2 separate regions of the Homo sapiens genome follow, and region 1 is linked to region 2. A link is a contact called in ENCODE POLR2A ChIA-PET data. All regions are on one chromosome and are shown on one strand. The core of a region is the stretch at or near the end of the contact, and the rest is flanking DNA. Distances in the headings are between cores, read along the strand shown. Region 1 overlaps MOK (MOK protein kinase). Region 2 holds the start of LINC02320 (long intergenic non-protein coding RNA 2320).

What was found. ChIA-PET counts read pairs that join two places held with the same protein, here RNA polymerase II (POLR2A).
Region 1: POLR2A ChIA-PET joins it to region 2 with 15 read pairs in activated T-cell. The contact joins the enhancer-like site here to the promoter of LINC02320 in region 2. POLR2A ChIA-PET finds 5 or more read pairs at or near these places in 3 of 52 experiments (activated T-cell, activated naive CD4-positive, alpha-beta T cell and naive thymus-derived CD8-positive, alpha-beta T cell).

Annotation. Positions count from the first base shown.
Region 1 is chr14:102,260,178-102,265,572 of GRCh38, reverse strand. MOK (MOK protein kinase) reads left to right here. Exons shown (of 12, transcript NM_014226.3): 4 at 1,957-2,027. Among named protein-coding and RNA genes, the nearest start is that of MOK, 42 kb to the left of the region's middle. Within about 2 kb of position 2,617, at least 5 of the 41 ENCODE cell types and tissues checked have a DNase peak (open chromatin) inside an H3K27ac peak, as active enhancers do.
Region 2 is chr14:101,729,780-101,735,522 of GRCh38, reverse strand. It overlaps LINC02320 (long intergenic non-protein coding RNA 2320), which reads left to right and starts at 4,217. Exons shown (of 6, transcript NR_184269.1): 1 at 4,217-4,469. It overlaps LINC00239 (long intergenic non-protein coding RNA 239), which reads right to left and starts at 5,086. Exons shown (of 4, transcript NR_026774.1): 1 at 5,036-5,086; 2 at 4,055-4,166; 3 at 3,547-3,735; 4 at 2,998-3,287. RefSeq lists enhancers at 3,520-3,619, 4,350-4,409, 3,452-4,651.

The sequences.
Region 1 (5,395 bases), core at 1,368-3,867, 530 kb before region 2:
AACAAACTCCGCCTCCCTGGTTCAAGCCATCTCCTGCCTCAGCCTCCCGAGTAGCTGGGATCACAGGCACCCACAACCACGCCCAGCTAATTTTTGTATTTTTAGTAGAGATGGGGTTTCACCATGTTGGCCAGGTTGGTTTCAAACTCCTGACCTCAGGTTATCCACCCACCTTGGTCTCCCAAAATGCTGGGATTACAGGCATGAGCCACTGTGCCCGGCCAGCATCTGATTCTTAATTAATGTGGAAATGCCTTCATTTAGGTGACTCCACATCATAAAAGCATCCGTCATGCAAACAGTTCATCTCCTGGAGCTCAGTTAGGCTGCTAAGGTCTTGAGTGTGAATTTTGACCTACTGGGAAAGCACTGTTTGTGTTATTTCAGGGATTGTACATTCTCATTCTGTCCCTGCCAGTTGCCATTTCTGAACAGTCTCCTGTAGTCTTTCTTACTGTAATTGATAACATTTCTGGGGATTTTTCATTTCTGTTCTAATTATAGAATAGTTTCCATAAGGCTTATCTATCATTCAAAAAGGCAGAGCACAGCTTGTCCCTCGGTGCCTGCCTGAGCCTGGGAAGCCTTCTTCCTGACAGCTCTGTGCTGTGCTTACAGACCTCACTGAACCAGGGAGTCAGGCTACAGGGTTTTGGGACCTTCTTTGCTGTGGGCTAGAATGGCACTGACACTCTGAGAGGGTGCACCTCAGTGTAGAAGCTTCGCTGTGGCTCCGGAGGGAGCCTGGCCTGTAAGATCGGCCAAGGAACTCCAGTTAAACTTCACTGCCAGTTAAAGTCTGGTAGATTTTAATCAGAGAATGAAACAGTTTTAAACTCAAAATGAAATGTCTTGTTATAACTGTGTGGGTTCCTGTCCTGTAGCGTTCTTAGAAGTCAATTTGGGCCAGGTCCAGAGAGTGCAGTTTGTATGTAATAGTCTCAACACTGCATGCACGTCGTGCACTTCCCACGCACTTTACAAAGTACTCTGTCCAGAATCTCACATGGACCTCGGAACAACCGAGACCTCTTCCAGCCAGATTGGAGGCACCCAGAGTAGGGTCTGGGATGATACAGGCTCTTGCTCAGGACTCTGGGAACCCTTTAAGGGCCTGCTTGAACTCAGAAGTTGGTGGCTCAGCCAGCAGTCTCTGTCCCTATTCTGTGTCAGCGTTGATATCACACACTTGTGATGTGACTCGTTTTTCTCTTTTTCCCCTGACTGGTTTTTGGTTTTTACTCTCCCATTGTGATTTATCCCAATTACATGGAAGGAATTTAGCTAAATTAAAATTAAATTTGCAGTCATGGAGCACGAATTAATTTTCTTTCTTTCTTTCTTTTTTTTTTTTTTTTTTTTGAGACAGGGTCTCACTCTGTTGCCCAGGCTGGAGTACAGTGGTACGATCTCGGCTCACTGCAACCTCCGCCTCCCGGGTTTAAGCTATTCTCCTCCTTCAGCCTCCCGAGCAGCTGGGACTACAGGCACACGCCACCACACCCAGCTTTTGTATTTTTAGTAGAGATGGGGTTTCACCATGTTGGCCAGGCTGGTCTCAAACTCCTAACCTGAAGTGATCGACCACCTCGGGCTCCCAAAGTGTTGGGATTACAGGCGTGAGCCACCACGCCTGGCCTCTTTTATTGTTTTGCTTACCCAACTCCCCAACCTTTTTCTTCTTTCTGCTGATAATTAATTATGTATTTTCAAGACATATCTGTTTTCAACTTCTAGAATTTTGTTCAAAGTTGGGTTTTGCTAGTATTTTTAGTTAATTTTATCTGAAATACTGATTTAAAATCAAAACCTTTACTGTTTCAGCAATTACACTGTAGTATTTGATGTGGGAGTACCTAATGTTTACTAGAAATGTTTACAAATGAATTAAATATTGGATTATATTTTCTGATTAAGGCCAGAAAATTTATTTTAAAAACTTGCTTTCTTCTTCAGTGACAGAAAATCTGGTTCTCTTGCACTAATATGTGAACTTATGGACATGAATATTTATGAGCTAATACGAGGTACGTAGAATAATTTGAAAGCTAACCTAAGATCCTCTTTTAAGGCTTGTAATTCATATATGCTTAGTTATTCTCAACATCATTAGTCACCATAGTGCTGTAGTTATATATAATACACAGTACAGGGTCACTTCATTCACCAGGAGGCATTTTTCTGACTGCTCATCTACTCAGAACATGGCTGCAAACAAGAAAGGAAGCCCCAGGCCCTCTGGGTGCCCATGTGATCTGGGGGAGAGTGGCGGGAGGCAGCAGGGGCAGCTCTGCTGCAGAGCGCCTGCAGCCAGCCCCGCCGTGGGCATGTGTGTGCAGGCCCGCTGGCTCAGGGGCCTCTCTGCTCCCCAGATCTGCTGTTGCTCGACATTCTGTTCCATGCCTCTTAAGGCAGAGCTTTCCCTCCAAAATACTGCCCTGCATGTGAGGGAAGCTCCTACCATTTTCCAGGATGCTCGTTCATTTCCTTTTTTCTGAACAATAAAGCACTGTTTAAGAGAGCATGTTTGCCTGAGGTGACCTCAGTCAGGGCTGGTTTGAGATACTTATAGAGGTTGCCTGAGGGGAACAGGAGAAAAGGAGAGGCTGGCCCACACTGAGCCAATTGTTCCTGGGGGTCTGACTAATGGTTGTGTTAGATGTCAGAACAAATGAACCTTGTATATCTCACTAAGAAAGCAACATAGCAAGTGTTACATTTTACAAATCACATTATACCTAGAGGACAGATAAAAAACAACTGTCCTACTGTCACATGAGTGACTACTTATGACTTGGAAAAGAATTTTAGTGACAGCATCATAGATGATTTAGATGGTGTATTATCTTACAATTTGAGCCAAACTGAAGATGATGTGCTATGGAAAATTTTTAGATTGATAAACTATTTTTGTGATGGAAGAAGACACTGATGTTGAAGATATATATGAAGAGTTCAAATAAAATTGTTTTTATGAAGTTGGATAGTGGAAAAAGCATTATATCAATATTTATTTTATATGTGACTTAAAATATGTGTGTGATAGTAAATTACTAACAAAACAAATAGCATAAGTAGCCAAGTTTTTCTACATCCATAAAAGTTGATGTATATAAAGCTGGGTGCAGTGGCTCATGCCTATAATCCTAGCACTTTAGGAGGGACGCCAGTGCGGGTGGATCAGTTGAGGTCAGGAGTTCAAGACCAGCCTGACTAACAAGGTGAAACCCTGTCTCTACTAAAAAATACACACAAAAAAATTAGCCGGGCATGGTGGTGTATGCCTGTAGTCCCACCTACTCAGGAAGCTGAGGCAGGAAAATCGATTGAACCTAGGAGGCGGGGGTTGCAGTGAGCTGAGATTGTTCCACTGCACTCCAGCCTGGGCGACAGAGCGAGACTCTGTCTCAAAAAATAAAAATAAAGGCCAGGGGCTGGGCGCGGTGGCTCACGCCTGTAATCTCAGCACTTTGGGAGGCTGAGGCAGGCGGATCACGAGGTCAGGAGATTGAGACCATCCTGGCTAACACAGTGAAACCTCGTCTCTATTAAAAATACAAAAAAATTAGCCGGGCGTGGTGGCGGGCGCCTGTAGTCCCAGCTACTCGGGAGGCTGAGGCAGGAGAATGGTGTAACAGGAGGTGGAGCTTGCAGCGAGCCAAGATCATGCCACTGCACTCCAGCCTGGGTGACAGAGCGAGACTCCGTCTCAAAAAAAATAATAAAAAATAAAAAAGGCCGGGCGTGGTGGCTTATGCCTGTAATCCCAGCACTTTGGGAGGCTGAGGCAGGTGGATCACTTGAGGTCAGGAGTTCAAGACCAACCTGGCCAATATGGCAAAACCTTGTCTCTGCTAAAAATACAAAACAAATTAGCCGGGCGTGGTGGCATGTGTCTGTAGTCCAAACTACTTGGGAGGCTGAGGCAGGAGAATCGCTTGAACCTGGGAGGCAGAAGTTGCAGTGAGCTGAGATCGTGCCACTGCACTCCAGCCTGGACATCGCAGTGAGACTCCATCTCAACAGAAAATAAAAAAAAAATAAAAGTCAACAAGAAGGGAGAATTTTTGGCAAGTTGCTGTGTGTTTAGACGCTTGAGAAAGCTTTGTTTAGAATATATATATATATATATATATATATATATATATATATATTTTTTTTTTTTTTTTTTTTTTTTTTTTTTTTTTGAGACGTGGCGCGATCTCAGCTCACTGCAACCTCTGCCTCCCAGGTTCAAGAGATTCTACTGCCTCAGCCTCCCAAGTAGCTGGGACTACAGGCATGTGCTACCACACTTGGCTAATTTTTTTTTTTTTTTGTAGGCAGAGTCTCGCTCTGTTGCCAGGCTGGAGTGCAATGGTGCAATCAGCTCACTGCAACCTCTGCCTCCCAGGTGCAAGCGATTCTCCTGCTTGTGCCTCCTGAGTAGCTGGGACTGCAGGTGCATGCCACCACGCCCAGCTATTTTTTTGTATTTTTAGTACTGACAGGGTTTCACCATGTTGGCCAGGATGGCCTTGATCTCTTGACGTCGTGATCTGCCTGTCTCGGCCTCCCAAAGTGCTAGGATTACAGGCATGAGCCACCGCGCCCAGCCAATTGTTTTGTATTTTTAGTAGAGACGGGGTTTCACCTTGTTAGCCAGGATGGTCTCAATCTCCTTGACCTCGTGATCCGCCTTTCTCGGCCTCCCAAAGTGCTGGGATTATAGGAGTGAGCCACTGCGCCCAGCCTTAGAATATATGTATTTTTAGGATACATTTATATTTATTTTCAGTAGTAGAGGAATTGTATAATTGAAGAAATTGAATCTATTTCTTTCAATATCTGTCTACAGCGATTGTAGAAAACAGACCTCGCAGTAGACCTCCATTCATTATATAAATATTGTCTTCCATAGGCCAGGCAGTGTGTTCAGTGCACCAACTCTGAGATGCTGTGAGCAACATGGAGCATCCTAGGTTCAGAGATGTTAAAATGTAAGGAGAATGGCCAACAGTGCTTGTAGGGTAGTAAATATTGAAATATGCATCCTGATTTTAGAGTTGGTAAAATTTGAAAAAAAAGCCTGTCCTAGAATTGATGAAATATAATGATAATGATAATAGCTAACAGTTCATGAATGGTACCCATATGGCCAGGCACTGTTCTTAATACTTTATAGGAATTAACTCATTTTAACCTTCCAACAACCCTGTCAGGCAGATACGGTTATTTTTTATTTTTTTAAGATGGAGTCTCACTCTGTCGCCAGGCTGGAGTGCAGTGGTGTGATTTCTGCTCACTGCAACTTCCGCCTCCTGGGTTCAAGCAGTTCTCCTGCCTCAGCCTCCCAAGTAGGTGGGACTACAGGAGCACGCCACCATGCCCAGCTAAGTTTTTTTTTTTTTTTTTT
Region 2 (5,743 bases), core at 2,968-5,467:
CTGGTACCAGTCAGCCTAGAGCCCACACAGCAAGCGGCCTCAGGAGATTTCTTTTCTCAGGTGGGGCAGTGAGATGTGACAGCTGTCTCATTCCAGTGCCTCTCTAGGCCTGATCATTTAAAGGGGGCTCGCCTTCCTCAGATAAAAAGTTTCTTTTCTTTGTAGTGGGTACATTTCAACGTGCTGGGTCTGATGCACACTGGGGCTTCTCAAACTCTGAATCCTGCAGCTTCTGAAGTGGCCACCATGCCCTCCCCAGAATCCACTTCTCTTTCCTTCAATTCCACTGTGCCCAGCAGCCAGCACCACCCCTTGAAAACCCAAATCTTAGCTGAGCCTGGTGGCTTACGCCTGTAATCGCAGCACTTTGAGACGCCAAGGCAGGCAGATCGCCTGAGGTCAGGAGTTCAAGACCAGCCTGGCTGACATAGCAAAATCCTGTCTCTACTTAAAAATACAAAAATACAAAAATTGGCATGGTGGTGGGCGCCTGTAGTCCCAGCTACACAAGAGGCTGAGGCAGGAGGCTTGCTTGAACCTGGGAGGTAAAGGTTGCAGTGAGCCGAGATTGCGCCACTGCACTCCAGCCTGGGTGACAGAGCAAGACTCCATGTCAGAAAAAAAAACCCGAAACCAAAAAAAAACAAAAAATGAAAACTCCAAAATCTTATGGTATTACTGCCCTCCTGAAATCCCTTTAGTAGCTCGCCACGGCCCTCAGGATGAAGTTCCACCCCTGGCTCGGCTCTCCAGGCCCTTGGCCATCTGGTTTCCACTGACTTCAGCTTCATCTCTTCCCCTCCCCGCCCAGCCTTAGTTACGTTGCTTGCAGCGCTCCTTGGGTTTCCACAGCTGCACCCCTGCTGGAGGCCTCCCGTCACCCCACGTCCCCTTGCGTCCCCCCGCGTCCCCCCGCCTCAGCCCACTCTGGCTGCTTGCTTCTCTAACACCTGACTCGGGCTTTTCCTGGGTTCCCTTAGCCCTGTTCTTCCCTTTTCCCTGTTACCAACTGTCCCTGTGGGCAGGGATGACTCTTCTCCACCCACCTGTGACCTGTGGAGGGCACAGCTGTGTCTGAATCATCTCCCTGCCCTGGGCACAGCTTGGAGCACACTCAGAAGTGGGCCTTCAGTGCTGAGGATGGAAGTCTAAAAAAATGCATGAATTCTAACCCAGCCCGGTTGCTAGAAGACTAGAAACTAGCCTTAAAAATGATCTCGCAAGAGTTTCCTTTGGGAGGGAATGGCCTTACATAGAGCCCCGTGCTGGTTATGGGAGGAACCCTCACTGTCACGCTGGGCCACACCGTGTGGAACCTGTCCCCCAGGTGGAGCCTGTGTTGTCTTCTGTGTCTGGTGCGGCTCCGAGGAGCACTGAGTGACCTGAAAGCCCAGAGCATGCTGTGCACTCGCCTTCTTTCCTTTCATGCCACATCTCTGCGGATTTGATTCTCAACGAAATAGCCCAAGGCTGCTGCATGTGAATCTCAACTGCAGTCTGTTTCCCATGCGGAAAGAGGGACGTGAGAAAATCAACCTGCACCTCTGGGAAAATGCTATTTTCTGGGGAGCTAATCTGCTCAGCTTCAGGAGCAGCAAGGGTAACTTGGAGGATGAATCTGCCCCGAAATACAGCAAAGTCACTCTTACCGGGAAAGTGGGAAGAAGATTAATCTGAATAGTAAGAAGTCAGAATTATGGATTATTATCGTCCAAGAAAATGCATGCTCATTAATTGTAAGTTCATAACACAGACAGTGATGACCACTAGATTCACAAATAATCATCCAGCAGGCCTCCTTAGAGATGAAGTTTAAGGAAAACACAATGATTTACTATTCATACTTGGAAGGTATGTGTGGCAGGTTTCACTTTCCAAGGTGGCCAAAATAAGGCCTCCCATCCTGCATGCTCTTTTTTACAATGTGGCAATGATAGTCCTCCTGTTGAGAGGTAGGACTATGTTCCCTTCCTTGAAACCAGGCTGGCCTGTGAGTTTGGTAAAACTTACACGACTGACAAGACTAGGCCGTAAAAGGCAATACACCTTCTGCCCACCTCTCTCAGGACGCTGGGCCTCAGAACACAGCCGCCATGCTAGGAGGAAGCCCAGTCCACACACAGAGGCCAGCACTCCCAGCTGGGATCCCAGCCAACAGGCAACACCAATGCCAGCTGTGTGAGTGAGGAAGCCTTCAGATGACTCAAACACAAGCCACTGACTGCAACTGGATGAAAGACCCAGATAAGCTGAGCCTAGTTAGTCCCCAGGGCTGGGGGAAATAGTCATCCAATGCTTGTTACAAAACACTCATGGCTGTCTTAAGCCACTTGGTTCTGGGGTGATTTATTAGCCAGCAAGAAGTAACTGGAAGGCCGGGCATGGTGGCTGATGCCTGTAATCCCAGGACTTTGGGAGGCCAAGGTGGGCAGATCACCTGAAGTGAGGAGTTTGAGACCAGCCAACGCATGGTGAAACCCCACCTCTACTAAAAGTACAAAAATTAGCTGGGTGTGGTGGCGCATGCCTGTAATTCCAGCTACTTGGGAGGCTGAGGCATGAGAATTGCTTGAACCTGAGAGGCGGAGGTTGCAGTGAGCCAATATGGCGCTGCTGCACTCCAGCCCGGGCAACACAGTGAGACTCTGTAAAAAAAAAAAAAAAAAAGAAGTAACTGGAATAAAATGAAAATTGTGCTTGTAGGACGTGAGCCAAGCAGATACATGCAGTTGATTTGATACAGTTGTTTACACAATGCACACTTCTACATGCACATGTACCTTGCATATTAGATGCATAATTACATCTGCCCCACTTAATTTTCAGATGCTCTCCGAGATGGGTGGGGGGTGCAATGGCACAGAAATGCATTACGTCGTCAGAGTCAAGGCCCCACTGACAATGCGGGTGCTCATTAGTTAAGCAGATATTATTAGGCATGTTTACCTGAGAGGAGAGGAACATTCTGTGAAATAATAAATCTGCTGGTTTCTATTCTTCTCCCTTTGCAGACTGAGTTTTTATTATTTTGATCCCAGTACCCATTAGAAACACAGTGTCTAAATATTGAAATGCTTTGCTTCAAAAGCTGCTAAGATACAGTGGCAAAGGTAGCCTTGCAATGAGGTTTTATCTCCAGAGTCCCAAGTTTTTGAGACAAATCCAATGACGCAGATCTTGTGGTCAAGGATGATGCAATGGCGCTCCAGGAACAATATCAGGCTCTGTGACTTGGGTGCCTTCTGGGTGTGTGGCGTGGTCTCGGTCTGACAATCTCTAGAACAACCCTACGAGGTGGTAATTATTATTCTCATGCTGCAAGGGATATCTCCCACCTCCTAGGTGGACTCAGGTCTTGTGGGGCTTAATGCTTTTAAATTTGGGCTGCCTTTTGAAGGGAAAAGACTACAAAATTATGAATACAAAATGAGGTTAAGGTCTTGGGAGGGGCCCATGCAAGCTGGGGGCTCTGCAGGTAAGCTTGTTTAGCTTCCCAGCAAATCCACCTCTGAGCTTGCAAATTACAAAGCTGGAATTTGAACTCACATCTGCTGGATGCAAAGTCCGAGGTCTTCCTGTAGCATGACCGTCTTCCTGTGTGATGAGAAACATCAGGCTGCCGAGGCCAAACAGTGGGTGCGTCACTTTCCAATGAGGCAGGTGTGCGGGACAGGAAGTGGGAGGTTCTCCTTGCAGGGGAGCGGCTGCTGCCAACATCCCAGCTGGTACCTGTCCCTGAGAATGGTTTGGCAGGTGGGGGCCACTTGAAGTCTCTGCTCCTACACCCCGTCACCCCTCCCAGGCTGCTTTCAGAGGAGGGCAAAGGGTATTCATTCCAGCCTCCAATTTCTTCCTCCCACTCCTCGAAAGCATTTAAGTGAGGAAGGCAGGGAAAACGTAGATGATTCTGCTATTGACAGGAGGCCTTTTTTTCCTGCTGGAAGTAAAAGGAGACACTCTAGCTGGGCAGCCAGCCCCACCCTCCAGGGCTCCATCTGGCCTGGCTGAGGCTGGCCAGCCCCTGCTGTGCATGGAGGGGTGCTGGGAAGCCTACCTTGCTTCACACTTTCCTCTTCCACACCCGGCCTGTGACTCATGCCTGAAACGCCTCCGTTCAAGCAATTCTTCCTTTTATTGTGAAGCACTGCTCTCTTCCGGCTCCTCCCCTAAGTCACCACGCAGGGGAGATTTAAGGGAGAGGTTATTTCCCCACCGTGTTCAGGGACAACCCTGTGATCATGGTTTTGGTCACATAGCTTCCAAGTGAGTGTTGTGCAAACATTTGCTAGGATCTCTCGGGGAGCCTGTTAGAAAAGAAACTCCTGAGCCTGCTCCAGAGCTTCTGTTCAGCAGGCCTGAGGTGGGACCATACACCTGTCTTTTCAGCAAGCCCCCCCCCACCTCTGAGGATGCACCCCAAAGCTAGAGAATTCCTGCTCTGAGCCATCTCTGAAAGCACCAAGAGCCAGGTTTGGTTTTTTGTTGTTGTTGTTGTTGTTGTTGTTGTTTTGTTTTTTTTTTAATTACACCCAGACCTGGGTACCTGAGCAATCACTGTCTCTGGAATCAGTGCAAAGTTACCGGGAGCTGCAGAGGCCCAGACAGACTGGAAGAGGGGAGAGCTTGGCTCTAACCCATGCAGCCTCCCCATTGCCCAAGTCCACCCCCAGACCACCTCCCTGCATTCAACCACGAGCTTTGTAGAGGGCAGGCATGCCCCAGGGGCTCTCAGCATCACCCCCCTGCCCCTACCTGTGACCAGAGTCTCCCTGGACTCTCAGCTCTGTCTTCCCAACTCGAAGAGCCTGCCAGGCCCCACCTGGGTACCCTTGTCCATACTGTAGCTTGGAAACCCTCTCAAGAAAGGAAGCTGGGTTAATTGCAGGCTCACTTTATTTTCCACATTCTCAGAAATCATTGTGCCTAGTTACCTGATATCCAGTGTATTAGTCTGTCCTCATGCTGCTGATAAAGACATACCCGAGACTGGGTAAATTATAAGGAAAAACAGGTTTAATAGGTTTAATGGACTCACAGTTCCACGGGCCTGGGGAAGCCTTACAATCATGGCAGAAGGTGAAAGGCACATCTTATATGGTGGTGGACAAGAGAGAATGGAACCAAGTGGAGAGGGAAACCCCTTATAAAACCATCAGATCTCGTGAGACTTGTTCACTACCACGAGAACAGTATGGGGGAAACCACCCCCATGATTCAAATATCTCCCACCAGGTCCCTCCCACAACACATGGGAATTATGGGAGCTACAATTCAAGATGAGATTTGGGTGGGGACATAGCAAAACCATATCATCCAGTGTCTTGAGAACTCTTGTTTTATATATTTGGTCCAATTTATTTTGACTTTTTCAGGCAGGAGAGGAAATCCAGTCTCTACATTCCGTCTTGTTTGGGAGTGAAAGTGTTCATTTTCTTTTAAAACAGACAATATCCTTCCAAATCTATAGTTAGTTCACTCATCCATCACTCATCCATAACCACTGTTAATATTTTGGTCTACATTCTAAGATATTTTTTTTCTGTGCATATGCGTGCACGTAGCAGGGTCACAAAATCACTCACAATACATCAGATGTGCAAAGAAAATAGAGTGTCTTCATTTTCCTACTTAATTAATCTGATCTTTCTTGAAAGGTACTCTCTGCTGGGTAATACAATGGGGAGAAACATCCATTCTAGTAACCTTGGTCTAATACAAACATTTAACCAGTTCTTTGAGCAGC